2 separate regions of the Homo sapiens genome follow, and region 2 is linked to region 1. A link is an interaction called in ENCODE POLR2A ChIA-PET data of the cell type or tissue named here. Cell type or tissue: OCI-LY7. All regions are shown on one strand. Each heading gives the region's core, and the rest is flanking DNA. Links, peaks and the distances in the headings are about the cores only.

What was found. Peaks named below come from ENCODE experiments on the same cell type or tissue, not always from the same donor. Only the 100,000 strongest peaks of a DNase experiment are listed, where the experiment ranks them.
Region 2: POLR2A ChIA-PET joins it to region 1 with 6 read pairs; 2 of 35 experiments call an interaction of 5 or more read pairs at or near these places.

The regions. Positions count from the first base shown.
Region 1 is chr14:61,746,058-61,761,292 of GRCh38, forward strand. It overlaps HIF1A (hypoxia inducible factor 1 subunit alpha), which reads left to right. Exons shown (of 15, transcript NM_001530.4): 15 at 877-2,201. The coding sequence ends at 1,028. HIF1A-AS3 (HIF1A antisense RNA 3) reads right to left here and starts at 5,040. Exons shown (of 3, transcript NR_144368.1): 1 at 4,828-5,040. It overlaps HIF1A-AS2 (HIF1A antisense RNA 2), which reads right to left and starts at 3,032. Exons shown (of 1, transcript NR_045406.1): 1 at 982-3,032. RefSeq lists a silencer at 5,062-5,371 and enhancers at 8,822-9,323, 8,928-10,127, 9,324-9,823, 10,526-11,111, 14,357-15,101 and 1 more. In OCI-LY7, for the core only: no CTCF peak of the experiment used is centred there; no DNase peak of the experiment used is centred there.
Region 2 is chr14:62,070,574-62,085,808 of GRCh38, forward strand. It overlaps SYT16 (synaptotagmin 16), which reads left to right. Exons shown (of 8, transcript NM_001367656.1): 5 at 4,562-4,818; 6 at 10,261-10,701; 7 at 13,623-13,812. Among named protein-coding and RNA genes, the nearest start is that of LINC00644, 62 kb to the right of the region's middle. RefSeq lists enhancers at 409-910, 10,499-10,618. In OCI-LY7, for the core only: no CTCF peak of the experiment used is centred there; DNase peaks (open chromatin) are centred at 7,498, 8,178 and 8,668; H3K4me3 peaks cover 3,464 bases; H3K27ac peaks cover 4,200 bases.

The DNA.
Region 1 (15,235 bases), core at 7,867-12,866:
TACTAAAAATACAAAAATTAGCTGGGCGTGGTGGCGGGCGCCTGTAATCCCAGCTACTTGGGAGGCTGAGGCATGAGAATTGCTTGAACCCGGAAGGCAGAGGTTGCAGTGAGCCAAGATGGCACCACTGCACTCCAGCCTGGGCGACAAGGGTGAGACTCTGCCTCAAAAAAAAAAAAAAAAAAAAGTACAGTTGTATTTCATGTGATGGTCTTAATACAGAGATTAACATTTCAAGGTGGAGCTTTTCATTTTTAGTAATTTTCTTTGATTTCTCTATGTCCATGTGCTGTCAATATTGATAGAAGCTGAAATTTGTGAACTTTTATGACTTCTTTTTTTTTTTTTTTTTTTTTTGAGACAGGGTCTCGCTCTGTTGCCCAGGCCTGGAGTGCAGTGGCATGATCATAGCTCACTGCAGTCTCAAACTCCTGTGCTCAAGCTCAAGCAATCATCCTACCTCAGCCTCCTGAGTAGCTCGCACTACAGACATGCCTCACCACACCCGGTTGCTTTTTGTAGAGATGGGGTCTCACTATGTTGCCTAGGCTGGTTTCAAACTCCTGGCCTCAAGTGATCCTCCTGCCTCAGCCTGTGCTAGGATTACAGGCATCAGCTTTGATGCCCACCATATTTATGCCTTTTTCCAAATTGTTATTTCTTTGTGCCTTTATTGTATCCTGTAAACATTTCTGACACAGCAACAGTATCACTGGATTATACTTACTTTTTAACATAGTTGTGGTTTTGCCAGGTAAACTAAAAACCCTTCCAGAATTTTGCTTTATTTTCTATGATACCTAACACATTGTGGGTGTTTAATAAATATTCATTGACTAGATGAATGTATACTTAGGTATCTCTTTTGTTTTTCAGATTTAGCATGTAGACTGCTGGGGCAATCAATGGATGAAAGTGGATTACCACAGCTGACCAGTTATGATTGTGAAGTTAATGCTCCTATACAAGGCAGCAGAAACCTACTGCAGGGTGAAGAATTACTCAGAGCTTTGGATCAAGTTAACTGAGCTTTTTCTTAATTTCATTCCTTTTTTTGGACACTGGTGGCTCATTACCTAAAGCAGTCTATTTATATTTTCTACATCTAATTTTAGAAGCCTGGCTACAATACTGCACAAACTTGGTTAGTTCAATTTTGATCCCCTTTCTACTTAATTTACATTAATGCTCTTTTTTAGTATGTTCTTTAATGCTGGATCACAGACAGCTCATTTTCTCAGTTTTTTGGTATTTAAACCATTGCATTGCAGTAGCATCATTTTAAAAAATGCACCTTTTTATTTATTTATTTTTGGCTAGGGAGTTTATCCCTTTTTCGAATTATTTTTAAGAAGATGCCAATATAATTTTTGTAAGAAGGCAGTAACCTTTCATCATGATCATAGGCAGTTGAAAAATTTTTACACCTTTTTTTTCACATTTTACATAAATAATAATGCTTTGCCAGCAGTACGTGGTAGCCACAATTGCACAATATATTTTCTTAAAAAATACCAGCAGTTACTCATGGAATATATTCTGCGTTTATAAAACTAGTTTTTAAGAAGAAATTTTTTTTGGCCTATGAAATTGTTAAACCTGGAACATGACATTGTTAATCATATAATAATGATTCTTAAATGCTGTATGGTTTATTATTTAAATGGGTAAAGCCATTTACATAATATAGAAAGATATGCATATATCTAGAAGGTATGTGGCATTTATTTGGATAAAATTCTCAATTCAGAGAAATCATCTGATGTTTCTATAGTCACTTTGCCAGCTCAAAAGAAAACAATACCCTATGTAGTTGTGGAAGTTTATGCTAATATTGTGTAACTGATATTAAACCTAAATGTTCTGCCTACCCTGTTGGTATAAAGATATTTTGAGCAGACTGTAAACAAGAAAAAAAAAATCATGCATTCTTAGCAAAATTGCCTAGTATGTTAATTTGCTCAAAATACAATGTTTGATTTTATGCACTTTGTCGCTATTAACATCCTTTTTTTCATGTAGATTTCAATAATTGAGTAATTTTAGAAGCATTATTTTAGGAATATATAGTTGTCACAGTAAATATCTTGTTTTTTCTATGTACATTGTACAAATTTTTCATTCCTTTTGCTCTTTGTGGTTGGATCTAACACTAACTGTATTGTTTTGTTACATCAAATAAACATCTTCTGTGGACCAGGCCCCTTTGATCAGCTTTTATGTTCAAATATTAATAATATTTGCTTCAACACCTCCAACTCATAAAATTGTTTACCAACAATTTAAGCACTTATGAAAATTACATGGTACTGGTTATTTCTACATTTATCTTAGTGCCATCACCTTAATGTATGTTGAGTCCCTAAATGTCATGTTAAATAATAACAACCATAATATCCCATTGAAAAGAGTATGTTGTTAGAAAAGAAACATCATTTTTAAGTTTCTGAGCCTATTAAAATGCTCAAACACAAAATATTAGTATTTTTAAAATATGAATGGGATGAGTGAAGCAGTTCTCAGCATTATAGTCACAATGTTACAAAGGCTAGAGCTTCTCTGAAGATTTCTAATCTGTTCCCATTAACAGATTAATAAATTTAGACTTCAAATGAATAATTTGCCCAAGCTTTAAAAGTAATAGATGGCAGACCAAAAATGTAAGCTTAAGTTTCCTGACTCTAAAGTCAAACTTAGAACAAATTTGGTTTGTTTTTGTTTTAATGATACTGCGTTTTAAAACAAAGTAGCTTTATCCTTTTTCTCCTGTATTTTTCTTTTACAAAATAGCTGTATTTCTTTTATACTGATAATCTCATTTTTAAAAATCAGACAGTGTAGAAAGATATTTTTTAAAACAGAAAAATCACTATGAATCCCTGCACCTACAGGTACAGAAAATTATTTTTATGAACAAATTATGTAGGAAGTGCCAGAGCCTTAGGTCCTTTACCCTGAGGTATATATACTGAACAAAAGGAACTGAGCCACAGATCTCTTAGGTAGCTCTTTTTATCTTACAATGGAGGACAGTGATTACAATTATATGAAAATTTTGGAACAAAAGTTAATACTAAGATTCAGTGCAAAATTTGGGGGGGGGGGGGGCACAGGTATACTTAAGCACAAACACTGTGACCCAAAGTGCTTCAACATTTAGTTACAGATAGTAGTATACTAGAAGTGGTATTTTAGAATAAAGTGGTTGCTTAGTATTCACAGGTCACAAAACAAAAAATTATTCTTGTATAGCAAATTAGCTTCAGTTGAAAACTATTTGTAAAAGCAGATTATGTAATGACCAGGAGTTCAGGAAAATGACTTCTGAAAGCATTGAGAAGGGAAAGCCACGTTAAAGGACAGTACAGCTGGAAGGAAGCAAGTACTTACCCACTGCTCAGTCACTAAGACAACAAGCTCCTTGGAGTGCTTTAAGCTACGGAATAGCAGAACTGGCCCTTCCCAATTTTATGCACCGTCACAAATTTCTTCATAATGGTTTTGTCCAAGGCTTATAACCCAACCCTGGCAACTATAATCCTTACTTTATGAAACAGCTGTATTTCTTTTATACTCATAACCCAGAAAAATGAGAATGTATGTTCTGAGTATAAAAGAAATGTAGCTATTCCATAAAAATACAGGAGAAAAAGAATAAAGCTATTTTAATTTTTTTAATGCAGTATCATTAAAAAACAAACCAAGTTTGTTCTAAGTTTGACTTTAGAGTCAGGAGACTTAAGCTTACATTTCTGGTCTGCCATCTATTACTTTTAGAGCTTGGGTAAATCTTCATTTGAGATCTAAATGCTATATATAGTTCATTCATAGCAGTACCAGATAAGGGAGGAGTATATCTATACAGTATATAGTCTTGAAGAAGTGATCTAAGGCTCGGAGCTTTTGAGGTGGCCATGAGTGACTCCAAAGTCCATGGAGCTAACCACCCTGCAGTGCTAGCCAATCCAGTTGAACATACCCTTTTCTCCATTGTTAACTGTTTGTTTAAATAGCAAACAGAAGGCGGCAATGGAGGTGTGGAAAACTGAGGATCCGATGTCACTTGAAAGTAATGAGATCACATAACATTGAGGGAATGTCCTAAGAGGAGTGGCAGGGCATAAATAGAAATGAATAAAAGTGTTTTCAAGTGCCATTTAGTGGGTTCTGAATTTGAACTAGAGATTGAGATATCCAGTTATGGAGACATTAACTCAAATTAACAAGGTAGTGAATGGGAAAGCACAAACTATAAAAGACTGTATCAATGTATGGTATTTTTTCCCAGAGCTGTTTTGACTTAATGGCATAATAGATATGTTTAAGTTTTTATAACCTCACGATTATCATTCCAAATCTTATTTTCCTCCTAGAAGCCTCTGTACAGAAAAGATGAACTTAAAATTACTCGCTTTGTAGAAACTTAATCTAAAAGTTCAAAATGTTTAAGTAGCAATACCTAAAACAAGTTGCAGAGTAAAGAATCCTCTTTTTTTCTTTTTTTCAACATTAAGATTTGGTTAAATAAAACCTTTGCAAACGTGTTGCCAGCTGGAACCAACAAAAATGTAAAGAAAAAAACTTTTACTTTTTTTTTTTTAAGTTTTCCACTAACCACTTTGCTCACATTTCGTTCCTTTAAATAGAGATGAACCTGTCGTCCCAGATTATTTTACAGAGAAATAGTGAAATTAGTGGAATTCGATACAAAAATAGTCTCCCTGTAGGATAAAAGTTATACTTTACCATAAACCTTCCTATGAACGCCTTCTGGAGCTTTGATGTGTTCACACCTTTCAGAGGTTTGGACATAATTTTTATTCTTACCTGTAGTGGATAGTTTTTCCAAGACGCTGCCCAGACACCCGATCTCCGTGTACTATTGAATTTCGTTTATTCCCTTGTCTTGGCTCCATTCTGGGACGGAGAGGAAAGACAGGTGCCTGAGAGCGGCAGCGGTCAGAGCCCCGCGGGGAGAATACCAAGCATGCGGAAGGTACCCGGCACCCTTCTGTTCCTGGTGTGGCTGGCGCTACATGATGAGGATGCGAAACCCAAGCCAACCCGAGAAACTTCCCGAGCCCCGCCCGGCGCGCGGCAGGCCACGCCTCAGTACGTGCTCGGGCGCAGCACCGCAGTCCCGGGCCCCGCCCGCGGCCCCGGCCGTGGGCTCCAGGGCTCCAGCCGCGCAAGGCGACTTTCGTGTACGCTGTGGGGTGGCTGCTGCCCGCTGCGCGTACGTGTGGGAGCGCATGCGGGAGGCCCTGGCCGCTCCTGGCCTGCGAACGGGCGGCGCCAGGCGTGGGGGGTCAGCCCTGGGCTTTGTCTTCTGGGACTTGTCAAAGTCGGAAGCCTAGTGCTTCCCCAAACTTTGTTTTTTAGATGGGGGGGGCGTGGGCGAATGGGACTTGATGTATTGCGGAAGAGCTGCCTCCCGAAATTCCCAAGCAAATGCTTTGGGGTATGAAGCTTTTTCTTTGTAGAATAGAAAAAGTTGAGTTCTAACAGATTGGATAGTGGTTAGTTATATAATACTTTTTTAAAAAAAATTAGACATCTAATCAAAAATAGAGGAGTTCTATGTTTATTTAAATATATTCCTCTTAAGGCACTCAAAGAGTTCGTTTATTTTAAATAAAGCACGTTGAGATATGCCTAGTTAAGGATCTCGAAACTTTATCCCACTTGGTGCCGTTTTTATTTTGGTGGTTTTGTGGGGGGTGGTTTTTTGGGCTTTTTACTGTTTTGATTTTATTGTATGCCAGCTATTGAGAATCCTTTGGGAGAAGATAATCTTGTTGGACAGAAGGGAGATGAGTGTATAGAGTACGGAAAAAGCTTGGAGCCTTAATCTCTGTAATAATTGGTATGTTCAGATTGCACAATGTATTATAAAGTACAAAGCCAGGTATTTAGAATAAATAACTTCGCCTCTGCATATCCACAGCTCACTACATTTTACATTTTATTTTCATTTGTTTCCTTCAGGAAAATTCATTGTTTGTGGTTTCCTCAAATAGCATTTTATAGAAAGCAAAGGTACACTTTTCAAAAGTAGTTGAGGTGTTTTAGATACTTTTTTACTAATAAAAACTGATCTGTAGCCTCACTTATCATATGTGTGTGTGTTCGTGTCTAATCAGGGAGGTGCCCTTTAATGAGAGTGCCATAATTCTTTTGGTCCTACGGATGCATAATCATTATAGATGGACAATTTTCCATAGAAGAGAGCAGGCTGGTGGGGCTGTAATATTTATCACAAAGGGTCATGCTTTTTACAAAGTAGAGAAACACTGTGTAAAGTCAGACAAGTAGATTAGGATTCTGTGAAGTAAAATCTAATTTTAAAGATCTTTGAAATATTAACATTAAAAACCCTGTTTTATGTAGAGATCCTTTCCAAATATGACTGGATAATATTATTTCCTCTGAAATGGATTTTTAAAAACGGTTCTACATACAACTGCTATGACAAAATCTTTCATAGGCGTACAGAAACAAGCTGGACAGAAGTCATAAACTGTTGCCTGACTCCCTAATCTGCTGGTAGAATATTAAAGCAAAAACCTAAAGAAAGTGAGCTACAAATACGGAAAATTAGAAAGGAGCCAATACAGCCTGGGAGGTACTTTGCATCAGCCTTTGCCTCTTACTTAGAGTTTTCCCAACTGCAAATATTTATCATTCCTGTGAATTTCCTTATCACTTCCTCTTTAGCTTTCTCACTTCTCTTTTTTTAACCTTATAATTTTTGCATGTCTTATCCCTCGTACTAAACTCTTAGTTTCTTCAGAGCATGGTTCCCATCTGACTCATCTTTGATCCGTCCTAAAGCCTTCCACTCTGCATGCGCAAAAACAACTCACACATGATCCAAGGTGGAGAGGATTTCAGGTGTGTCAGAGACTAGAGAAGAATTATGATCAGAGGAACAAAGTGGGGAACAGAACCATTTTCTAGCTCTTCCAGGGAGATCCATTCAATCAATGAGTAGTGTTGAGTGAGTACAAGATATTATTCTAAGACCTCTAGGTGATATAAATATTCTAGAATATGGTGCCTGCTATCAAGGGTGCAGTTAATTCCCATTCTGTGAGGTATTCACAAATTCAACTGTACTTGTGCAAACACAGTTGAAATCTAAATAGAGTTTTTATTGGCCCTTTGAGATGTTCCAAGCCACCGTTACCTTTCCTTTTCATGGACTGTCTCCAGCTTGATAATCACCGTCTCCAGCCCAGGGTGCTCCCCGCAGGCGCCCCAAATTTGGCATGTCAAAAATTAACTCCTTATTTGTCTTCCAAATGGCTTCTCCTCTTGCATCTCCTGCTCAAGGAATGGCACCATTCAGTCTGAAACCAGAACCCTAGAGGTCACTTGTCACTACTCCCTTATCTACCATATATAGTCTGACACAGTCCTTTGCTTTTCTTAAATTATAATTATGGAAACTTGAACATGTACAAAAGTAAAGAGACTATAATGATGCCAAAGTGTCTTTGCAATTTGTGTTCTCTGGGAAGTAGACTCTGAGATGGAGATTTCAGGTGATTTATTGGGGAGTGCTTTTCAACACATGTGGAAGAGAAAGAACAGAAGTAGGCAGAGGGAGAAACAGCTGAGGAGCAGTCCCAACAAAGCCTTTAGCAGCCACATGGGGAGCTCTGGAACTGCAATAGCCCTTGAGACTTGTCCCAAGTTACAGGGAGTATGGAGGCCTTTACACCCCTACACTGATCAGTCCCTTGATGTGGGCTGCCCCCAGGAGACATGACCTTTAGTAAGGCAGGTTTCTTCACCTGAGACAATCCCCAGAAAGGGCTGACAGCTGAAGACCATCTTCTGCTGCACTTCCAGCAGCTTGGAGAGTAAGTGGTTCATTCCTGAGACATCTGTGTGTCATCACAATATCACCCACAGTGCAAGCTTTAACAGGGGTCAACTCATGGATGATCTTTTTTTCAGCTGTACCTCTACATACACGCACACACACACAAGTGTACCCATTATTTTGGTTTTTGGGTTTTTGTGGGTTTTTTTGAAATTGAGTCTCACTGTGTCGCCCAGGATGGAGTACTGTGGCACGATCTCGGCTCACTGCACCCTCTGTCTCCTGTGTTCAAGCGATTCTCCTGCCTCAAATTTTTGTATTTTTAGTAGAGATGGGGTTTCACTATGTTGGCCAGGCTGGTCTCAAACTCCTGACCTCTGCTGAGCCACCTGCCTTGGCCTCCCAAAGTGCTGGGATTATAGGCGAGAGTGAGCCACTGTGCCCGGCCAATAGCTACTAAATTTTAAAATTACTTTTTTCCTGTTAACAAAAGTAATCATATTCCTTGTAAAATGTTATAAAGATACAGAAATGAATTATGTAAGAAGTAAAGTCCTTTGGCACTCCACCTCCAAGGACAACTACTGTTTTACATTCATTATACTGTTCCCATTGAGAACATTTGAAATATAGAAATAACATAATCATAGTGAGAGAGAAAGGGCAGGTCTTTAATTTTCCTTTACCACCTTGGAATGTAAATAAATGGTTCCAAGTGAGAGAAGTCTCTAGATCTCTTCCGAATTTTCTTCTTTAAGATTGATATCTAGTTATCCTTTACTCAAACGGTTCAGGAGCACTGAGAAATCCAGGGAGAAAAATCTTCCAACTCAAGGCATTCCAGGCCTTGAGACCTCTTGCCTATTTGTCCAAATTCTGCTAACTTCTTTCCCTTGCGTCCTGTGTCCCAGTGATGTAACCTTCTAACACGCTCTCTGACCTCTTTGTCCTTTGTAGTTGCTTTCTCTCTGTGTCTGCAACACCCTTCTTATTTCATCTTCATCTCCTTAATTTCCTGCATTTTTCACAACTCATTTCTACTTTAGAAAGCCTATCCTCTCAGGGACTGGATTAGGAGATTCTCCTCAGTGTTCCCATTTTGTGTGGTGTTTAACTCTTGCACGGTATTAATCACACTAAAATTGTACTTATGTACTTGAAGTGAATTGTTCTGTACTAAATGATGAGCAACCTGAAGATAGGAGTTATGCCTTTAAATGCATACCTAGCAGAATGGCAGCTTAAAGAGCTCTGTGGCCTCACTCCCCATGAAACAACTGTAACTGGTGAAGCACTTTAAAAACAACCATTTAAAGTTTATTGAAACTGCCCAAAGGTTATACAGCAAATGAAGAACTGTTTATTCAAGAAAATCTACTACATCTTGGTAAGAACAGCAATAGTTAGTCAGAGGTACTCTCAAGTACCATGCCTCACATGCCACTCCTCACATGCCACTCATGCCTCACATGCCACTCATGCCTCACATGCCACTCATGCCTCACATGCCACTCATGCCTCACATGCCACTCATGCCTCACATGCCACTCATGCCTCACATGCCACTCATGCCTCACATGCCACTCATGCCTCACATGCCACTCATGCCTCACATGCCACTCATGCCTCACATGACTTGCTGCTTCTACCACCTTGCCCACCTTGAGGAAAGTTCCACACAGGTGGGTATGGCCAAGAAGATGGGGCTCCTTCTTCTCCCAAATCCCAGTAGAGGACTATGAGCATTTTGGTCACAACCATTTAACCAGTCTTTAGGAAATTCCAAACTTTCCCTCATCTTCCTGTCTTCTGAGCCCTTCAAACTCTTCCAGCCTCTGCTCATTACTCCTGTGCTCATTACTCTATGAAAGGAAAATAAATCTCAGAACCACAAAATCACTAAACCAAGGGAAAAGTCAAGCTGAGAACAATGTCTTATTTAGGAATAAAACTTCTAAATGAAGTTGTCCTGCCTAATCGGACCAAACCAATGTATATCTTACACATATTGATTGATGTTTCATGTCTCCTTAAAATGTACAAAAGCAACCCAATCACCTTCAGCACATGTCTTCAGGACCTCCTGAGGCTGTGTCACCAGTGTGTCCTTAACCTTGGCAAAATAAACTTTCTAAATTGATTGAGATTTGTTCTAGATACCTTTTGGTTTACAGTTTGAAAGCCACTTCCACATCTTTGTAGCAATGCCTCAATCCTGGTACCAATTTTCTGTGTTAGTCCACTCGTGTGTTGCTATAAAGAAGGACCTGAGGCTTGGTAATTTATAAAGAAAAGAGGTTTAATTGGCTCATGGTTCTGCAGCCTGTATAGGAAGCATGGCACCAGCATCTGCTTGGCTTCTAGTGAGGCCTCAGGAGCTTCCAATTATGGCAGAAGGTGAAGGGGGAGCCAGCACATCTCATGGTGAGAGAGGGAGCAAGAGAGAGAAAGAGGACGTCCCAGACTCTTTTAAACAACCAGATCTTGTGTGAACTAACTGAACAAGAACTCACTTAGCACCAAAAGGATGGTGCTAAACCATTCGTGAGGGATCCACCTCCATGATCCAATCACCTCCCACCAGGCCCTACCTCCAACATTGGGAATCACATTTTATCATGAGATTTGGAGGGGACAAACATCCAAACCATATTGTGTATCTCCCTGGAGGGACAAGCTGCCAGCATTTCTACCCGCTCTCATGTTCTGTTGCAAAGGCTAAATTCCAGATGAGTGTGGCCTGGAGAATGGAAAGACTGGGGACTCCTTTCCTCCTTTCAGACTGCATTCACAGAGCAGTGGCTCTATCCCAGGTGTAGCAGACTGAGAGTAGTGGAGCCCCAGTTGCCCTTATTGCAGCTCACATATAGGGTGCGAGTTCCAAGCAAGGACAGGCAAGCTGAGAAGAATGAATGGAAGCTACTTCCCCCTTGCAGAGCCTTGCTTATAAAGCAGGAGAGTCAGCCAGGCGTGGTGGCTCACGCCTGTAATCTCAGCACTTTGGGAGGCCGAGGTGGGCGGATCACTTGAAGTCAGGAGTTCAAGACCAGCCTGGCCAACATGGTGAAACCCCGTCTCTACTAAAAACACAAAAAGTTAGCTGGGCATGGTGGCGTGTGCCTGTAATCCCAGCTACTTGGGAGGCTGAGGCAGGACAATCACTTGAATCCGGGAGGTGGAGGTTGCAGTGAGCCGAGATCGTGCCACTGCACTCCAGCCTGGGGAGCAAGAGTGAAACTCCATCTCAAAAAAAAAAAAAAAAAAAAATGAAGGAGAGTTACTCTGAGAGAAGAAAGTGACTGTCCCCATCCTCAGCTCTGGCTGGAGCAGTGGCTCAGAGATTTTGCTCAGGGGGAGAAACATCCATAAGAAAAGAAAATTCTGAAGCTCTTCCCAGAAGAAATTAGTTTATTTGGAACGGAGTAGGGGAAAACTTGAACCTAAAGGTGCTCTTAAAAACAATGGATATTTTGGTTGTAAGCAATTAAGAGGAGGCTAGTACCTTCTAAAAGCAACAAGCTAAACTGCAGACCACTAGTTTACCAGAAAAAGCTAGGGAAGAAATGGCTAAGAAGAGCCTTCCTGGGATCAGAGCAAACCTCAAGATTGAACTCAAAAACTACCTCTGCAAAGGAGCCTAAATTTAATCAGATTAGACAATGGAGTAATTTATTCCCCCAGGGCATTGTCAAAAACAACAGAGCAATCAGCTAGCAATTAGTGGACTCTAACAGCTGGGTGGATACTAAAAGGCAGACAGTTTGACAGAGAGATGGGGAAAGACAAAGATTACTGGTAAAACCACTATCATCCCAGGGTGAAGGGTCTAAGGAAGGTCAAGGCTGCAGTCTCTGAGGAGCAACATCAGAAGCTTCACACTGAGCTGGGGAACTGGACTTCACTAAAGCACTCCAGTCAAGTCAGTAAACAAATAAATAAGTAAACAAAATCAATAAGCTTCAGAAGGGGAAGCAATCAATACCCAGATTTATATAATAAATTGTCTAAAGTATCAAATCTTTAATAAAAAATGCATGAGATATGAAAAGAAACAGGAAAATTTGATCCATACACAGGAAAAAAGGATGCAAGAGAAATTACATAACAGAGGGCTCGATGGCTGACTTTTTAATAAAGACTTTAGAGCAGTCATTAAAAGTATATTCAAAGAATCAAAGGAAACTCTGCGTAAAGATGTAAAGGAATGTATGGTGACAATAATTCATCAAATACAGAACACAAATAGCTAGAAATTATTTTTAAAAGAGCCAAATAGAAATTCTGGAGCTAAAAAGTAAAATAACAAATAAAAACATCACTTCATTGAGCACCTACTGTGTATCAAGTACTTATAGGTGCTGATGGTACATTAGTGAACAAACACACACCCATTCTCCCAGGTTTATCTTTAACAGTATGGGAAGTCTTAGCCTGGGAAATGAAGTAAGAGGGAAAGAAATAAAAGCGATAAGGACTGGAAAGGAAAAAGCAAACTATTATTACTACTGTTATTCACAGCTGCAGATATCATCTATATAGAAAGCCTAAAAGAATCAATAGAAAAATTATTATAAGAGTTTAAACAAGGGGACTGGATACTAAATAAATATATATAATTCAATTGCATTTTTATATATTGGAATCAAGCAGTTAGAAAATGTAAGGCAAAGATACTAAATACAATAGCCACACAAAAACATAAGACATATAAGAAAAATCTAACAAAAGACAAGTAAAAAGTTCAGGGAGAAAAATTATGAAACTTCAGTAAAGATGCTACAGGTGACTTAAAGAAATGTTTGTGGATAGAAATAATACAATAAAGATATTATTTTGGCCAGGCGCAGTGACTCATGCCTGTAATCCCACCACTTTGGGAGGCAGAAGCGGGTGGATCATTTGAGGTCAGGAGTTTGAGACTAGCCTGACCAACATGGTGAAACCTCAATCTCTACCAAAACTACAAAATTAGCTGGGTATGGTGGCACATGCCTGTGATCCAAGCTACTTGGGAGGCTGAGGTAGGAGAATCACTTGAACCCTGGAGGTGGAGGTTGCAGTGAGCTGAGATCGCGCCATTGCACTCCAGCCTGGGCAACAAGAATGAAACTCCATCTCAAAAAAAAAAAAAAAAAAAAAAAGATGTTATTCCTTCCCAAATTGACTTACAGATTTAATGTAATTCAATTGAAATCCCAATGGCGCTATCAGAGAAATTTGACAAGTCAAATTTAAAATTTATATGAAAAAGTGAAAATTCAAGAATAGTCAAGATACTCTGTAGTAATTAGTGTGGTGTTAGAGAAGTGAAATCTAAATGGAGCCTTGAAAGTAGATAACAACCCTAGGAGTAGACTGAAGCTGGAGCCGGCACTGAAGGTTCCTTCCTGTGCCAGGCTTAACCACTTCAGTTTTAGAGGCTGGGAGGTTGAGGGATTTGTGGCCTGGGGGGCCCAAGTGTTTGGGATGAGGGTAGTAAGGAGGCTTAGAGTGGTAACTGTTATACTAACAGTAATGGAAATACTGCACTATGGTTTGGTATTTTAATAACAGGTACAAAGCCATAGTTGTGTACTGTTTGCAATTAGCCATGCAACTTGACATATAACAGAAGTGAATTTTGGGAAAGGATGGACTTTTCAATAACAGATGCTGGAAAATTATACATACGGGAAATACATATACATACATATGGTTATACATATGGAAAAAAGTGAAATAGGATCCTTATACCATACATAGAAATAAATTTTTAGATGGATGACAGTAAATTAAAAGTGAAAGGTAATACTTTCAGAGTTTCTGAATAAAATTGCAGCAGACATGTTGGCAGTCTGTTCTGGTCTGAATGTCTCCCAAAATCAATGTGTTGAAACTTAATTAACAATGTGATAGCATTAAGAGGTAGGGCCTTAGCAGGTAATTAAGTCATGAGGACTCATGAATGGGATTAGTGATTTTATAAAAGGGCTGGAGGGAACTAGCTAGGCCTCTTTTGTCCTTCCGCTATTATGCCATGTGAGGACACGGCAACAAGGTGCCATCTTGAAAGCAGAGAGCAGCCCTCACCAGGCACGGAATCTGCCAGCACCTTGATCTTAGATTTCCCAGCCTCCCAGAACTGTGAGAAATAAATTTCTGTTGTTTGTAAGCTACCTATTCTATGGTATTTTGTTATAGCAGCAGAAATGAGCTAATACGTGGTCCAACAAAGACGTGTGCACCTCTTCCAGCGATTGAAACTATTGTTGGGGAGAGGTTGCCTAATTAGTGATGACGTTTCTCAGCCACCTTTGCACCTGAATGGGTCCATGTGACTGAGTTCTGGCCAATGGAATGTGGACTGAAATGGTGTATAACAGTGCTTCTCAAATTATCTGTTGTAATGAACCATTTCCCAAATGGTTCCCCCACTCTATCATGGGGGAAATAATGCATTTTGGCTCACTGCAACCTCTGCCTCCCAGGTTCAAGTGGTTCTCCTGCCCCAGCCTCCCAAGTAGCTGGGATTACAGGCACACGCCACTACGCCTAGCTAATTTTTGTGTTTTTATTAGAGACGGGGTTTCACTATTTTGGTCACGCTGGTCTCGAACTCTTGACCTGGTGATCCACCCACCTCAGCCTCCCAAATTGCTGGGATTACAGGCGTGAGCCACTGCGCCCAGCCAGTTGCAATACCATTTTCATAAAACTCAAAACCAACCACAACTAAAAAATATACCGTTTAAATATACATACATATGTGATAAAATATATACATGAGAAAGAGAAACAAAATTCAAGGTAGTTATTTATTTATTTTTTGAGATTCGGTCTCACTCCGTAGCCCAGGATGGAGTGCAGTGGCACGATCTCGGCTCACCACTGCAACCTCTGTCTCCTGTAACCACCATCTCCCAGGCTCAAATGATCCTCCCACCTCAGCCTCCCGAGTAGCTGGGACTACAGGTGTGCACCACCATGCCCGGCTAATTTTCACCATGTTTCCCAGGCTGGTCTCCAACTCTTGTGCTTAAGCAATCCTCTTGCTTTTGTCTCCCAAAGTGTTGGGATTTCAGGCGTGAGCCACCGTGCCCAACCAGTAGCTGTGATTAAAGTAGGGTACAGTCAAAGGAATAGGTCAGAGGAGGAAATCGCAGATTGATGTGAAGGCGTTGGTAATGTTCTGGTTCCTACACAGGTGAAAGGTGTACAGGTGTTTAACTGCTATGCTTTTTATCTCACACATCGCATAAATTTTTCTGTGACATAAAATATTACATAACATTTAAAAAACAGGTCAAGAGGGCAGGGTGCAGTGGCTCACGTCTGTAATCCCAACACTTTGGGAGGCCGAGGGGAGCGGATCACCTGAGGTTAGCAGTTCGAGACCAGCCTGGCCAACATGGTGAAACCCTGTCT
Region 2 (15,235 bases), core at 5,552-10,551, 320 kb after region 1:
CCAAAGTAACCTGGAGAGAGGGTGCAAACAGAACAGTACACTATTTCTTTGTGCTTTCCCAAGCAAAGGTCAAGGTATCTATCTGACTCCTTCATGCCCAGAGCCCTGAATAGACAAAGCCATTGTAACAGGGAAGGGTCTGTGAAGTGTATTTGGTAAAAAAGCAAGAGAAAATGCTATGCCACCCACCTTCATGACCTGGTCTCAGTTACCTGAGCTCTCTAACCTTTCCTTCTTTCCTTTTGGGAAGGTGGTCAGTCAAATGAGGGCATAGCTGTAGATGTTCCATATTTTCAAACCCAGACAGATAAAAAGGAGGGTGCAGAAATTGAGAGAAGATAAAACGGGAGAAATTTTGATTTCAGGATGAGCACAGGACAAGCAGACAGAATAAAGGATTAAAGAGGTGGAATTAACAAAAAGACCCCTAATTTTCAGCAGGAATAACTTGCTATCCATCATGTAGTCTGACTTATTGACATAAGCCAACATCATGTATTTTATTGCCATTCTTTTTAGCTCAAATTAATAAGTAAAGGCCCTATATAACCAAACCACAACATCAGTGGCCGCTGACAGAGTCATTTGCCCACACCCCCTCTCTTGGCTTTTCTCTTTCTCTGATGTTACATCACAGCATTCCTTTCTCTCCATTGAGAGGGCAAATGTTAGCTAATGAAAGTTAATAGCAGTTGATTCCCTGAGAACAGCTTGTTTAATCCTAAAGCTAATGGCCCCATTTCCCAAAAGCCCAAGTGTCTGGCTTCTGATTTACACAAATGGCTGATGTTCTGAGAGTTCTGACAACCATTCTAACCCTTATCCTTCCTGGAACGAGCAACAAATTATCTCTTGTCCTAACTGGCAATTCTGAATTTTAGACAGATGGTGATAGAAAAGGTTAAAGAGGAAAAAAATCTACTACATTGAATGAAGTACCTGTAGATTTTGAAGAAAATCAGCAGGATTTTCACAGAAATAGCCACATGCCAAACTTTAGGTTACCAGACGCCATGGAAATGTTAACATGGTTTTTATTGCTTGATTTTTTTTGTTCATCTTTATATCAGTGGATTTTTTTCAGTGGTAAAGAATCATGAAAAGATTAAGCATGCACTCCAGAGAGGAATTTTTTGGTATGCCTATTCTCTATTTAGCTGTTTTATTCCACTGTAAACATTGTTTTGTAAGATCAAATTTAGTTGTAGAAACAGTTCTTCCACTTTAAAAATGCATTCAAAAGTGCTGGACAGTGAAATTAAAGGGCCAAATCTAAGTAAAATCTGAAACATGAGTGAGCTATTGGTAGGTTGTCTCATATTTCATCTTAAGTGAAATCCTTCATTCTAGATTCTGTGGTGAGGCTATTTAGAACCATGTTCCAGGCAAGTTCTCTTTTGTCCTGTGTATCTGATTTAGGATTATTGCACACTAATTGTCAATGCATTCCTGATAACGTTAAAGAGGGTTTTTGGTCTAAGTGGTCTGGATTGGAGGCCTGTATGCAAGGTCTTTAGACGTGAAAGGTTAGCTGTAGAATAATAGTCCATTTCCTGGGGCTTTTTCTTTTTTTCTAGCAGTAACCTTATTTTTGTGTATGGAATAGTTATTCTGAGGATATTTCCTACAAGCTAGATGTTATTACTCTGGTGTCCTCAAAACCAGCTCAATTGTCTCCAGAATGTGTACTTAGTTTTGTTTGAGATGGTATATCTGCCATGGTTCAATTGGAGAACTAGAATCAGCAGGATTACATGCATATATGTACATACAAAATGTACATGTACATGCAAACACCTGCACATGCAGGGGTGTGTGTGTGTGTGTGTACCCCAAGAGATTCATTGCAAAGAATTGGGAAGGTGGTGGCTGGCTAGGTAACAGAAATACACAGCCCCCATATTTGCGGTACAGGTTGTTGGGAAAGGTAGGGGGAAACTCTAGGCATGAGCTGAAGCTGTAGTTCTTAGGTTGAATTTCTTCTCCCGGGAACTTCAGTTCTCTTAAGGTCTTTCAGCTGACTGCTTATGTAGGATAATCTCCTTTGCTTAAAGTCAACTGATTATAGGCTTTAATCACATCTATAAAATACCTTCGCAGCAATACCTAGATTTAGTGTTTGATTGAGTAATTGGCACCTATAGTCTAGCCAAGTTGACGCATAAAACTTGCCATCACAGATGGTAAGCAGAAGTCTTTGTATTTGGGTGGTGATCGGGGAGAGAGGTTTGGGAGTATGAAAAAAGTATTTGAATAATGGGGTTTTATTCCATCAAAGTGGGATATGAACTAAGCAAGTGGAAGAATTTCTCTGTTAAAATAAATTTGGTTGATGTGACATAGTTATGGCCTATAATTTCTAAGAAGCCAGGATACGTTTCTCTGACAACAGGCAATTACTTTTGTGCGTCTATTGAAGGTGTCATGATCTTCTTTAATTTAAAGGCACGGGAAGACTGCTTTATGGAAAGGTGAATCACCTTTCCCTTTCCTCCTCCTCGCAACTTGACTTGTACCCCAGATTTGCTTCTCTAATTCATTCCTTGCTTGTCTGTCATGGAAAATGGTTTGTTACATTAATATCATTCTTATGTTTTTCAGTTATGAATAACTTTTCAAGGCTTAATGTAGCTTTTGAAAATTCTCTTATTACTGATCTTGGTATTATCACCGTAGGAGTTAAAGTCATGAGACAATTTTATGGGGATAATTTCTTGGCAAAGTAAAATTTTGTGCTGAAATCCTGCTGGGTTCTACACATGTTGATGGATGACCCACTGTTTAATAGGACATTTTCCTGTTCGCATATGTGAGGAATGGGTGTGCTAATTAGAGACTTAGAAGAAAATCCTGCTTTATGTTGTAGGTTTTTGCATGTGGATTTTTCCTTGTTCTGTCATTTTGTGTGGCCTGTTTTTAGGATGTTTGCCAAATAACCGAAAGTCTGGATGTAAAAATTTTGTAATGTCCCATAAAAGTGTTTCCAAGGGGTCTGAACTGAATAATGAAGGATAACGAGGAAGATAGGGAACTTTCTCAATGGCCTGCTGTGATTTTACAAAACCCCATATTAGGAGTCTGAAGTTCTGCCCCGAGGATCTGCCTGAAGATGTTTTTGTATGGTCTGGTTGATAACATATTTTTAAAATTTGAATGCTTACTATACATGGGTCATGTACTCTGGTGAACCCCTGTCACCACCACTCATATTGCTGCATACCTGGCTGCTTTCAATATTTGCTACCTACCTAGACTTTAAAGTTCTCTGAAGGGTAAGTGATAACGCATTGGCAGATAAAGACTATGCAGTAGATATATGTGGCTTAGTACCATCCAGAAGCTTACATTCTATTAATAGCTGAGGTATCAGACTAACAAGGGAAAACAATTGCTACCATACAATGTATATAGAAGAGCTTTATGACATAGACTTTGCCAACCCACGCCCTTGTCCTGTCTACATCTCTAGTTTTCTTTCATCCTGGGATGGGGTCTGCTGGAGGAGAAAAGAGGCCAAAGAGATAAGAGATCCTCAATTTCTCTTTGGGTGTGGGAGGCAAATAGTGGGGGCAGCTATTTCTTAGGAAGACCCTGCCAGCTTTTCCTGACCATCTGAGGACACTCTTGACATGTAGGAAGACGAAAGGGATGAATGGAGGTGAGGGGTGCTGAGAGAGAAAAGTGTGGAGACTGAAGGAGTCAGGGAAGTCTCAGGAGTTGGTGGTGCTTTGTATGGGGAGGGAGGACAGGACACAGGGAGGGTTTGAGGGGCACTGTGAGCAGAAATACACAGCTAGTATTTTCATAAACCAGTGAGACCAGAGGAATGAGACATGGTCACTTGGGAAGCAGTGGAAAATGGGGTTGGATGGGTTGGATGAGGCCAGTTCAGGCCAGGCAGGTAAGCAAGCCTAATATTTACGGAAGGCCTTGCTGGCTGCCAGGTGAATATTATTTCATGTGTCCACAGTGACCCTCTGATGGCTTTTATCATTTTTTAGATAAAGAAGCAAAGATTCAGAGAATTTGAATATTGTCCGGGTTCTTATGGCAGAGACAGGATTTAAACTCGGATCATACCAATCCAAGACCATGGATCAAGGAGAGAACTTTTTACTTGGTAGGATCACCAAAGCTTTTTGAGCAGAGGGTAATGTGGTAAACACTGAAGAGGAAAGGAAGCATGGTAGAGTCGGGAGACCATACGATCTCCATATTAGATGACTCTTTTTGCTTTTAGATCCATTGCAGAAGTCTTGTGGTCATTAGCTCCAGCAAAATGCTGTGTCGATTTTATCCTTTTGACATAAATATATATTCTCTACACTCATATTTAAAAAGTATTAAGCCTTCTGATACGCCACATAATGAGATAATGTTCTTTTTCATTTTATGGATCAAGTTTCTTCACTGTATGGATAGAATTATGTTTCTGCAGGTATTATTGGTATGGGTTCTGTTTCTGCAATCTTGATTGTTGTGACTGCAATTACTCAATTTCTCTAGGTAAAAAGGTGTTAAAAATAATGCATTTGAAATGGTTTTCTTATTGCAAATTTAGATTTGGATGGAGCCAGCCAACGGCGTTATTCTGAGAATCTCTCCTACGGTGAAGATGACCACATCCCTGCTCACTCACAGTCCCCATGTGAAAGAGGGGATGCCAAACACCACGGCACATCTCACCAAGAGTCCAGTGTGGTCCAAAGCCTCAGGCGCCAATCCACAGAGGGCAGCTTGGAGATGGAGACAGCTTTTAATAGCCGGGGATTTGAAGATTCCTATGCCACTGACAGCTCCTCCATGTGGAGTCCAGAGGCAAGTTATTTGTTTTTCATTCTTTCATTGGTTCCCTTTCCCCTTCCCCTCTTTCCACTCTCCTTTCTCATCTCTCTAAAAAAAAAAAAAAATTCCAGAAAGGAAGCATTACTTTTATCTGCAATAAATTTTTGTCCAGATGACCAAAATCCCATGCATGTCAATAAAAGAGTCATAAATTTCTCTCAAAATGGAAAAAAAAGGATGAACGGTAAAAAAAAAAAAAAAGAAAAAAAGAAAAAAAAATAAGAATGGTGGCAGAATGGATCCAGGAACAGCCAGGCTTTTCTTTTATATAAAGGCTTTTTATAGACTTAATTTTAAATAATGGAATTTTCAGTTCTTTAGAGGGACTGGTTTATTTACTTCATGGTTTCAATTAAGTGGAGTCTATTTTTATTTAGCCCAAATCTCAAGTTACGATTATTTGATATGAAAATTATTTGAAAATTGAACTAAAATGAAATGGCCTTCCAAGTGAAATTATACAAGGTGTAATGATGCAGATCTTGCACTGTGAATATATACAAAATATATTTTGTGCCTAGGAGACAGCATTAATCAGTAATGCCCCTCTGGCCATTGACATTGGTTTTGTAGTAAATCTCTGATAAAAGATACTTCTTCCAAAGTTCTTTTTCAAGTAAAGCTTAGTCCAGAATAAATGTAACAATCAATCCAGAGATATGGCTGGAGGTGATGATGGTAGTAGCTACCATTTATTGAGCAGTTAATATATGCCAGGCACTGTGATAAGGATTTTACCAAATTGTTTCCTTTTACTGGCCCTTACGGTTATTTTTCCATTAGATAGATCCCTCCTATCATGATTCTGTGACATTGGAAGGCATTAAGGAATGGTGTTTAATACCTAATTTGAAATTAATTTTGATGAAATAAGTCATATACATATATAAACCTTTAATATAATTTGCAGGGATGGGGGAAGAAGGAGAGAGGTGAATGGATTTTATTAGCATCCATTTGAGAAAATAAACAGGATGCATCTCTTATTAGGACTTGGAGTGTCACACACGCTAAATGCTCAAGGTAAAAAAAAAAAAAGGAATCACAGAAAACCCTGTTTCCAAGCCTTAACTGCTAACATGTTGGCGTGTGTAGGTAGTATCTAAGGAGGGGTATGCATACACATCTGTGCCCCTGTGTAGATGTCTCTGCTGAGGACCAGAAATGGTAGCTCACATATGTGGTTTGTGGCTTGTTAAAAAGCAGCCCTTCATATGGAGGCACCCAAAGCCATTAACTTTATACATTTTGTTTAAAAAAAGAAAAAACTCTGCTTACCCGTTAGTTTACTACCAAGCCGTATCAAATCCCACACACTAACTCTTAAAAAATATTTTGAATCTCTCTCCCAAAAACAAAACAGACCAAATGATTTGCCTGCCTATTGATACTCTGTCTCCTTGGTGATTGTGCCATGAGGCTTGGAAGTGACTTCTCCAGGTCACCTCCCATTTACCTGCCTGCTGGAGCTTTAATAGAAGACTCGGTATTGAGGGTACTAAATGTTCTCAGACTCCAAAAATACCCAGACATCTCTGTGTGCTCCATTCAACCTCCTATCTATTTTGAGAAAAAACTGTAATTTGGTGCTCCTACAGTAGAACCTCAAATCCAACTCGGAGGCAGTTCCCGTAACTGCCTGCTTTGCAGGCTTAGCTTGCCTTTTAAGAAATGATTTATTTGCCTCTTAGCTGTATTGAGAACTCTGTCTTCCCCTGTGTATCTGGCATCAGGAACATATTGTAGGCCTGTTTACTTTAGGCCACACAGATGACATCAACACTATCTTACTAAAACAGAAAGGCTTTCAATTTGACAGAAAATCTTTAAACCTACCTGGGTTTTGACAATTTGACACAAGTATTCTCATCTTAAGGAAAAGCCCAGGATATTGGAGCTCAAGGAATCATTTATTTTGTCTCAGCAGGAAACTGGTCGTGCAGTGTGACTACCTGTTAGGCTGATGGATTTTCGAGCTCTGCTCTTCTCTGCTGGCGAAGGCCTTTGGCTTTTTCCTGCAGACCCAGGGCTTGGCAGGAAAGACAATGGGAGTGTGGCTGGTGATTTTGAGCACACAGGGAGACAGGTGTCCCACTTTTCATCTCTGCTTTCCACTGATTAATTGGTTGGCCTTGAGAAGTTAATTAAAATCTGCCAAATGGGGATAAGAATGAAGAGATTTTTACCTTGCAGGAAGGTCAGATGGATTAGTGGTATTAACAGTACCCAAGTGAGGAGCTCCTTCAGTTGCCTGGTGAGAGGTAAAGTGTGTTGAAATAATTAATTGCTATGAAAATACCAGCATTCACAAATCTTTTTCTCAAATCAACCCAGGGAGGGGCTACAAAGCCCAGTTTTCATGGGCCACAGCTTGAATTGGCCTATCCAAAGCCCAGCCATTGGCAGGATCTGTTTATTCAGAGGAGTTCTTAGGACAGTCAGGAGCTCTACCCAGGACTCTCTTAGAAACCTGCAGGTGGAGTGAGCATTTATCCGAAGAGACAGCCTGATACATAAGTGGAGAGAGCTCCTCATTCACTAAAATATTTTTACCTTGGCATTGAAGTTGACAAAACTAAGAGCTATTAACTAACATTAAGAGCAGGGGCCTCAAAGGATGTGAAAACCACAGAGAGTGTGATTCCAACCCCCACCTTCCGTCTTCTCCCCCTTCATCTTGTGCGCTTGCTCTCTCTCTCTCTCTCTCTAGTGCTCTCTCGCTCTCTCTCTCTCTCTCTATATATATATATATAAACACACACACACACACACACACACATATGTCTATATGTAGAAATAGTTATGCCTAAAGGTTTGGGGAAGAAGAAAGGAGACTGTATGTTTCAAAATAAGGTTTGAAATTTTGAGTATTGGATACGAGTTAAGGCAGGCCTGGGACTCAAACTGCCAGGGCATGAGTCCTGGATAATCTTGTCTGGGAATTTGATCTGGGCTTGGGGGGAGAGAGCGTGTTAGTTATTTAGTCTTTCTAAGCTTGAGTTTCGTCCTCCATAAAATGAAGATATTAAAATACCTACCTCATTGCATTGATGTAAATATTCAAAAAGATAATGTTTCTTAGTTGGGTTCCTCAAAAAAGCAGAGCCTACGTAAAGGCTTTGTTCCCTGCTTTGGGAGTGCAACCCCAGGGAACAAAAGTGCGAGACAAGGGAAGTAAGGCAGGGAAGAAGGGAGGTCAAGTGTGAGAATACACAGTTGAATTGGCCACCACTCAGTATGGCTAATTGCCTGATCTTGTGTGATCACACTCCAAGAAGCTGTATGAACTGATAGGACAACTGACTACGGGGCAAAAAGTAGACTTCACATATATTGGTGTCAAGCAGGGTTCTGCAGCTGTCTAAGCCTTGGCGGTCGACAGAGAGACCAATGATAAGAAATGAGAATTATATTGTGTGGGTAGAAGGTAAGACTTTATTGAGTAGTTCCAGGCTGAAACTACTTAGAGCCCATATAGGCTGTGCCTTAGGGGAAGATGGAACATGAGTTAAGGCCAAGAAGATCTGAAGTGTTTAAGAGCCAATTTTTATAGTCTGTAAAGGATTTGATATGGTATTTGGCATAAGAAATAGTTTAGTAGATGTTAGCTATTATTACTTATGGTCAGAAATGCAATACAGAGATGATCAAGAGTAGGCTAAAATAGATGGGAGTTTTAGGAAGAGACAAGGGAGTTTGAGAGAAGATTCTGACTTGATTTTTGAGTTGGCCTAAATCCTTGGAGACTTGCTTCTAATATATATACACTAGTCAGTTGTATTCAAAAGTCTCTATAGCAACCACTTTTATCACTTGAAACTAAGTACCTCTGAATAGAAACACTCACGCATGATTGCATGCTCACAGGAAAGGATATAAGAAGCTTCACTTATTTTACAAGAAATCTAAATTTTCTTGCAGGCTAATTTGAATCTTAAAAGAAAAGGATATTTATTAGATGTCTACTGTCTGTCAAGTCCTCTACTTTTTACAACATCCCTACACAGAAGGTACCATCTCCATTTTACAGTTGAGGAAAATAGAACATGGAAAGGATTAAATGACTTGCCCAGTGTCATAGAGCTAGTAAGTGGTAGGCCTGGGCTTCCTAAGGAAATACGAACCCAGAGAACCATGAACTTTCACCCAGACTATGTGGGAAAGTTTCATTGATGGATGCACATTTTGAGGCATTGTATTATAATTTGAAACGAGATCTCTAAATTAGCAAGTTCTGGTGTTCAATTGCATAAATAAGAACTGGTTTGCAATAAGAATCAGATCAAAGTTTAGTTACAGGTAAGGATCATGCCTTCAGAGGAAAATAGAATTATTATTGACATTATTTATAATTTGTTAGTGGGGTGGTTCATTATAATAAATGCAGCCTAGCTCAGTTTTCCCAGTAAGGTCATCAGATCTGAGTGGCTGCATGTAAATTGCTACCCAAGGGTGACATTCCATAAAGAGGGATGTGTGTTTGAGAATAGGTAGCACCAGTCCAGTGGTGGGAATAGATATTTATGCAGTCTGGTCTAAGCCAGGTATTTTCATATCAATGAAAACCTCACAACAACACACCAGCAAGTAGGCACATTAATGTGCATTTTTAAGCTAGACTACCGAGAGGCTGGTCTATTTGGCCAGGGTAAAAAAGCTAGTCAGTGGTAGAGTTATGATTTCAATTTAGGTGTTCTGGCTCCAGGCTCAGTGTTGCTGTTTACTAAAGGGCTGTGGAGGTGTCCTCCTAAATCCTTGCTGCTCAAAGTGTGAGCCGAGGCTAGCAGCGTCAACATCCCTTGTGCCTGTCCCAGAAATGGCAGGATCTCAAGCTCCACTCCAGACCTACTGAATCAGAATCCTCAGATGATTTAGGTCTACATTAAAGTTTGAGAAGCTCAGCCCTAAACCTTTTCTCCCACTTAGATTGAAAATATACTGAAGCATCACCTTCCTGGGACTCCCATCAAAATTCTTGTCTGTAGAAAGCTCTTGCCTGTGGAGAACAGGCTCAGGCTCAACCATCTGTATTTAGGGACACAAGGAAAAGTTGCCTATGGACAATTGCCTGTTGACTTAATTTTAGATTTAGCATCTCAGTTGGTTTCAATGATCCTGGGCAATTGTGCTTTTTGAGAGGCAGTATATATGAAAACACTTTGCAAAAATATAAAAGCTTTAGTTATCCATTCCAAAAACATTCACGAAGGCGCACCATATGCTAGGCACTTTGCCGTCAAAGAATTCACAGTTTAATGCAGCGATAGACCAGTAAACAGACCTATCTGATATAGAGGGAATACACTGGCAGTTAGAAAGCAGGGATTCTGAAGGAGCACAAAGGGGCACCAACTGGCCAAAATGTAATTGGGTATCATCATTTCCATTTCTAATTGTTTCCTCTGCCTGCAACAGGAACAGGACAGGACCAATTTGCAGGTGCCATCCGGGGTCTCAGAGCCCATCTCAAAGTGTGGTGACCTAGATGTCATCTTTGAATATAGAGCCGCCAGCCAGAAGCTCACAGTGACCATTGTGAGGGCACAGGGCCTCCCAGATAAGGACCGAAGTGGTGTCAACTCCTGGCAAGTTCATGTAGTGCTGCTGCCTGGTAAGAAACACAGGGGCAGGACGAACATACAGAGAGGGCCCAACCCCGTCTTCAGGGAGAAGGTCACCTTTGCCAAGCTGGAGCCCAGAGATGTGGCTGCCTGTGCTGTCCGCTTCCGCCTGTACGCTGCCCGGAAGATGACCCGAGAGAGAATGATGGGAGAGAAACTATTCTATCTCAGCCACCTGCACCCAGAAGGGGAAATGAAAGTGACTCTGGTTCTGGAGCCAAGAAGTAATATAAGCGTGAGTATGTTAAATGGTGCTGCTAATGATGTGGTGTGTTCGAAGACCTGGGATTGTCAGCCCTTGATTTAGTACGTTCAGTCTGTGAATTCAGAGACTTTAATTTAATTTTCCATTTGGCTCTCCTCACCCTTGTAAGCCATGATTTGCACTTCATGGTACAATGGGTCTTTCATGCCTGTCTTCCTGATAACCTGATGGATAAATGCCCTGTCCATTTTAGGACAAAATAGCAGCAGTGTGGTAGAGGGCATGGAGAAAAACAGGGAAGGTGGCTTGGCCCTCTGGATTGTGGATAACTGATCCTACTCCTCCTGCCCCCAATCTGCATCATGATGAATCTCAGAGATGGGACTTTCTGGGCAAGGTTCTTAACGGGTATGCTGGGGCAGACTGAGAGAGCAGCCCAGAACTTCAGCTGCTTCTGAAACCTTTCATTTGTGTTACTACCGTCTTCCCTCATACCCCATTTCCCTGCTTGCCACAGGGTTTCAAGGAAAGGTGTCATAATTTACATGCCTACAGGATGGGCAGCTCACTACTGCTGTGGGTTATATGTCATGTAGTATGCCCATCTCCTTTTACAAAACCACGTTAACAGATCAGGGAGCTCTGTAGGCTCTGGATTCAATCAGTCATTCATTCAGAGATGTTTACTGTCAATTATGGTATAGGCAAAGTGGATGCAGGAAAGAACTAAGCAGGCGATGCCTCTGCCCTTGGAGAGCTTGCAGTCTAGTGGTGGCCAAGTAGGCAAGGAGACAGAGTGATAGGCTGCCGCTTGTTTAGAGGATCAGAGAAAGTTTCTTTGAGGTGGTGATAAAACGCCGGAACTCAAAGCATCGAGAGAGCGAGGCTGGTGCTGTGAGGAGGATGAGAGTTCCAGACAGAGTGAACAGCACATGCAAGCAGTCAGGATGTGGGGTGGCCGGGGGAGTGGGGAAGCTTGTCATATCTGAGGAAGAACAAAGGAGACAGAAAGTCTGGACTGTAGTGGTGGCAGATCTGTCTGCTTAAATGTCCAATGATGTCTCAAAATTAACGTCTTCAGGCCTGAAATCCTGATTTTTGCCTCCCTAAATCTATTCCCCCTGCAGTCTTCTCCATGTTGCTTAAAGGCAGTTGCATTCTTCCAATTGCTGGGGTCAAAAATCTCAGAAGTCATCTGTGACTTTTCTGTTTTCCACCTGAAATCCTATTGGCTCTATCTTCAGGTACAACCAGAACCTGGCTCTCTGCTGGATTACTGAAATAGCTGCTCAGCGGTGGTCTTTCCACTTCTGCCTTTGCCTCTACAGACTCTTCTGGACATGGGAGCCAGAATGAGCTTTTTAAAGTTATAAGCCAGATGATGTCTCAGCTCTGCTCAGATCTCCCTTTTTTCTTAATATCTGAGTAAAGCACATCGGAAATGATGGAAAACAGAATGCAGTGGAGATCAGAAGGGATCCTGCGTGATAGAGCTTGGGAATGGGGATGATCACACCCATATTTATGCTTGCTAGGCCCTATGCTGTGTGCTGGTGGCACGGAGTTGAATGGGGAAAATGAGCTAGTGTAAAAGAACTTTGCAGGTGGAAGTCTTTCATTCACCAGTTATTTGTTGAGCACAGTTATGTGCCAGACATTAGGCTATGCACCAGGGACTGAGAGATTTATACGGATTCAGAATTTGATGGGAGAGGCAAGCAGTGAGTGACAGGTGCCACAGCGGGAAGCTTTTATAGGAGCACAGGAGGGGGAGTGAGTCTCACTTAAGAGTAAGCAAATATTTCATTGTTGAATTTTTATCTTCTAGACAGCAGGGTCTGTAAGACATCTATCACGACCACCTAGCCCTGCCGTTTACAAACTATGTTCCATACAGCCTCAGGTTAGGTGGGGGGCGCTCTGCAGAAATGTCTGTGGTTTGGTAAACAGGATACTTTCCTGCAGATGGGCAGAATATTTGATTCCTTTTATTGGTTCTAATTATTGAGTTTCTGGTCAGAAATTTGAAGAAATGATTTCAAACATTGAGAAGAAAGGTTTAAGTCAAGTCTAATGCCCTTGTTTCTGGTGGAGGAGATGGTGTTTCAGGGGGACAGGATTGCCTGCCCCCACAGGGTCGATTCCTACTCCCGTGCCTTGAGGGACAATCAGTGTCCTTCTCAGTTTTGTGCTCCTCCTCCCGATGTGCCCGTGCCTGGTGGGGAAGTGTAGGTGCTCAGGAGAAGCGTGCCCATGAATAAACATGACAGAAAGCTCAGGTTCTCCTGGGCTCACTTGGTGCCTGCCAGGTCGCTGAGACCCACAACCCATGTGTTGTCTTTTTTCTCAAACAGTTGTAAACGTGCTCATTTGTAATGTAAGTTATTTCTTTAAAAGGCAAAATTTGGCACCTGGCATATATTTAACAACCTTAAGCAGAACTAGGAGCCAAATGTTCTATGTGGGGGTAGACGTCCAGTGGTCATTTCTTTTATAGTTAAGACACAACGCCTCCTGTATTGCCATATTCATCAAGGAGCTGCAGAGAACAGAAACAAACCTCAGGCCTGGAGTGGAGGGGTTCCTTAGAAACATCCAAGCACAGATTACACAGGGGGGAATTTGAGTCTATATTGAATGTATTATTAACTCTCCTTGTATCTTAGAGGGTTTGATTTACACTAGTAATAACGTCTTTGTCCGTTTTGCCTTTAGAGAGGAAATATTGAATGGAGACAGCTCTTGAAACAAATATGTCAGTTCCTAATGCAGGGATCTCATCCGTGACTGTGCTCCCTGGGCCCATTGTAATTCACGCCGAGTGCGCCCTTAGTCATCTTTGGCAGTCATTGGGGATTGGGTCACAATTTCACCAAACATAATATCGGCTTTCTCTAAAAGAGAGTAGTGCAGCGTGGGCCAATGGATTCTTTGTTGTTCTTCCCCTCCAGAGTGGAGGGTCTCCGCTCAGCCCATCTGCGGTTTCTCACAGTGATAGTACTTCATCCACGCAGTCGCTGTCTCATGGAGGGGCGCCAGAGCTGTTGGTGGGGCTCTCGTACAATGCCACAACGGGGCGATTATCTGTGGAAATGATCAAAGGCAGCCATTTCCGAAACCTCGCTGTTAACCGAGCACCTGGTAAGTGTGAGTCTGTTCTCCCAGCTCTGGTTCTTCCAGAGGCAAGTGGAAAGCCCTGTCTGCTTTCATCTTAGTTCTTTAATTTTTACCATAAAAATGATCTTATTATGGCTTAAGCAAGCTTTCACAAAGAGATACCTCTGTATTTTTTAAATGGCTCTCTATTTAATTAGACTTCTTTGCTATCTAGATGTTTCTGGACATGAAATAGACTGGCCTGTGTGTCTATATTGTTTAAAGGAAAAGAATGAACAGCATTTTCAGCAACATAATGTGTATGGGCAATTAAAATCTGCTAATACGTCCTAGGCCCTCAACTTTAAAGAAAAAGAGCTCTGGCTTTGGAGTAAGGCAGATCTGGGATTGAATTCCAGCTTTACCTACCACTTAACCACTAGCTTTGATCTGATCCTGTGCAATTTATCCCTTTTCAGAACACAGCTAACTCATCTGACAAAAAAAGATATTAATAGTACCTTCCTGATGGAGTTGTTTTGGAGTTTAAATGAAATGATTTATTTAAAGCATTTAGTACCATGCCTATCACATAGTGAATGCACAAGAAATGTTAATGGTTGTGGTGGTGACAGAGAAAGGAAGTAAAGGAGGCAGATCTGGGGCAATGCAGGACTGGCTTTCTAGGGGAACTGCCACTTTTGAGATTGTCACTGGAAAGAGGGGTTCAAGGTATATCCCCAGAGCTGCAGTCCAAGGTTCAGAAAGCCAGACTCAAAAAGCTGCTGTTTTCAGTTGCCTCAACAGCCTCTCACCACCTAGGAAGTTAGAGATTGAACATTAGAAGCATGCTGTTAAAAAGTTAGCTTACCTTTTTATGATCTTGTTTTGCAGCAAAAAAGCTTGAAAGGGGGGCAGGAAGATGATTTCTTTTTTGCTTCTGCCTTCTGGACCTCATGCAAATACACCTAATTGGAGGACTTAATTTGGATCTGGAATGCTAGCTGCAAGAGAGTCTGAAAATGTTGTTGAATTTCTAGTCTTTTGAGTCAGGAAGGTAAACTAGAAGGGAGTAGAGTAGAGGGCTAGGGAGCCTGCCCACCATGGGCACCAAACTGTTATTGAAAGAAGGATGAAATCAGTATATTTGTGGCAGGCTGAAAGAGTCAGTGGGCTCAGGCCTCAGGTATCAGCAGCAGGTGAAGAACTAGGAGCACCACTGGAAAAGAGTCATCTCCTACAACTGAATCTGGGCTCTCACTCTTTTTTTGCCCTTAACTATGCTGCAGCCCACAAAGGATCTGTGGAATGGGGGTATCTTGTTAGTCAACTTGTATGAAAACCATTAGGAGGGCAAATTAGTAAGGAATGCCCCAGCACTTTGGATAACAGAATAGACTGGGTTTATCAGCCATATTCTATGTCGACACTCAGAGCCACATGAGGGCTATTTAGAATGCATAATAGA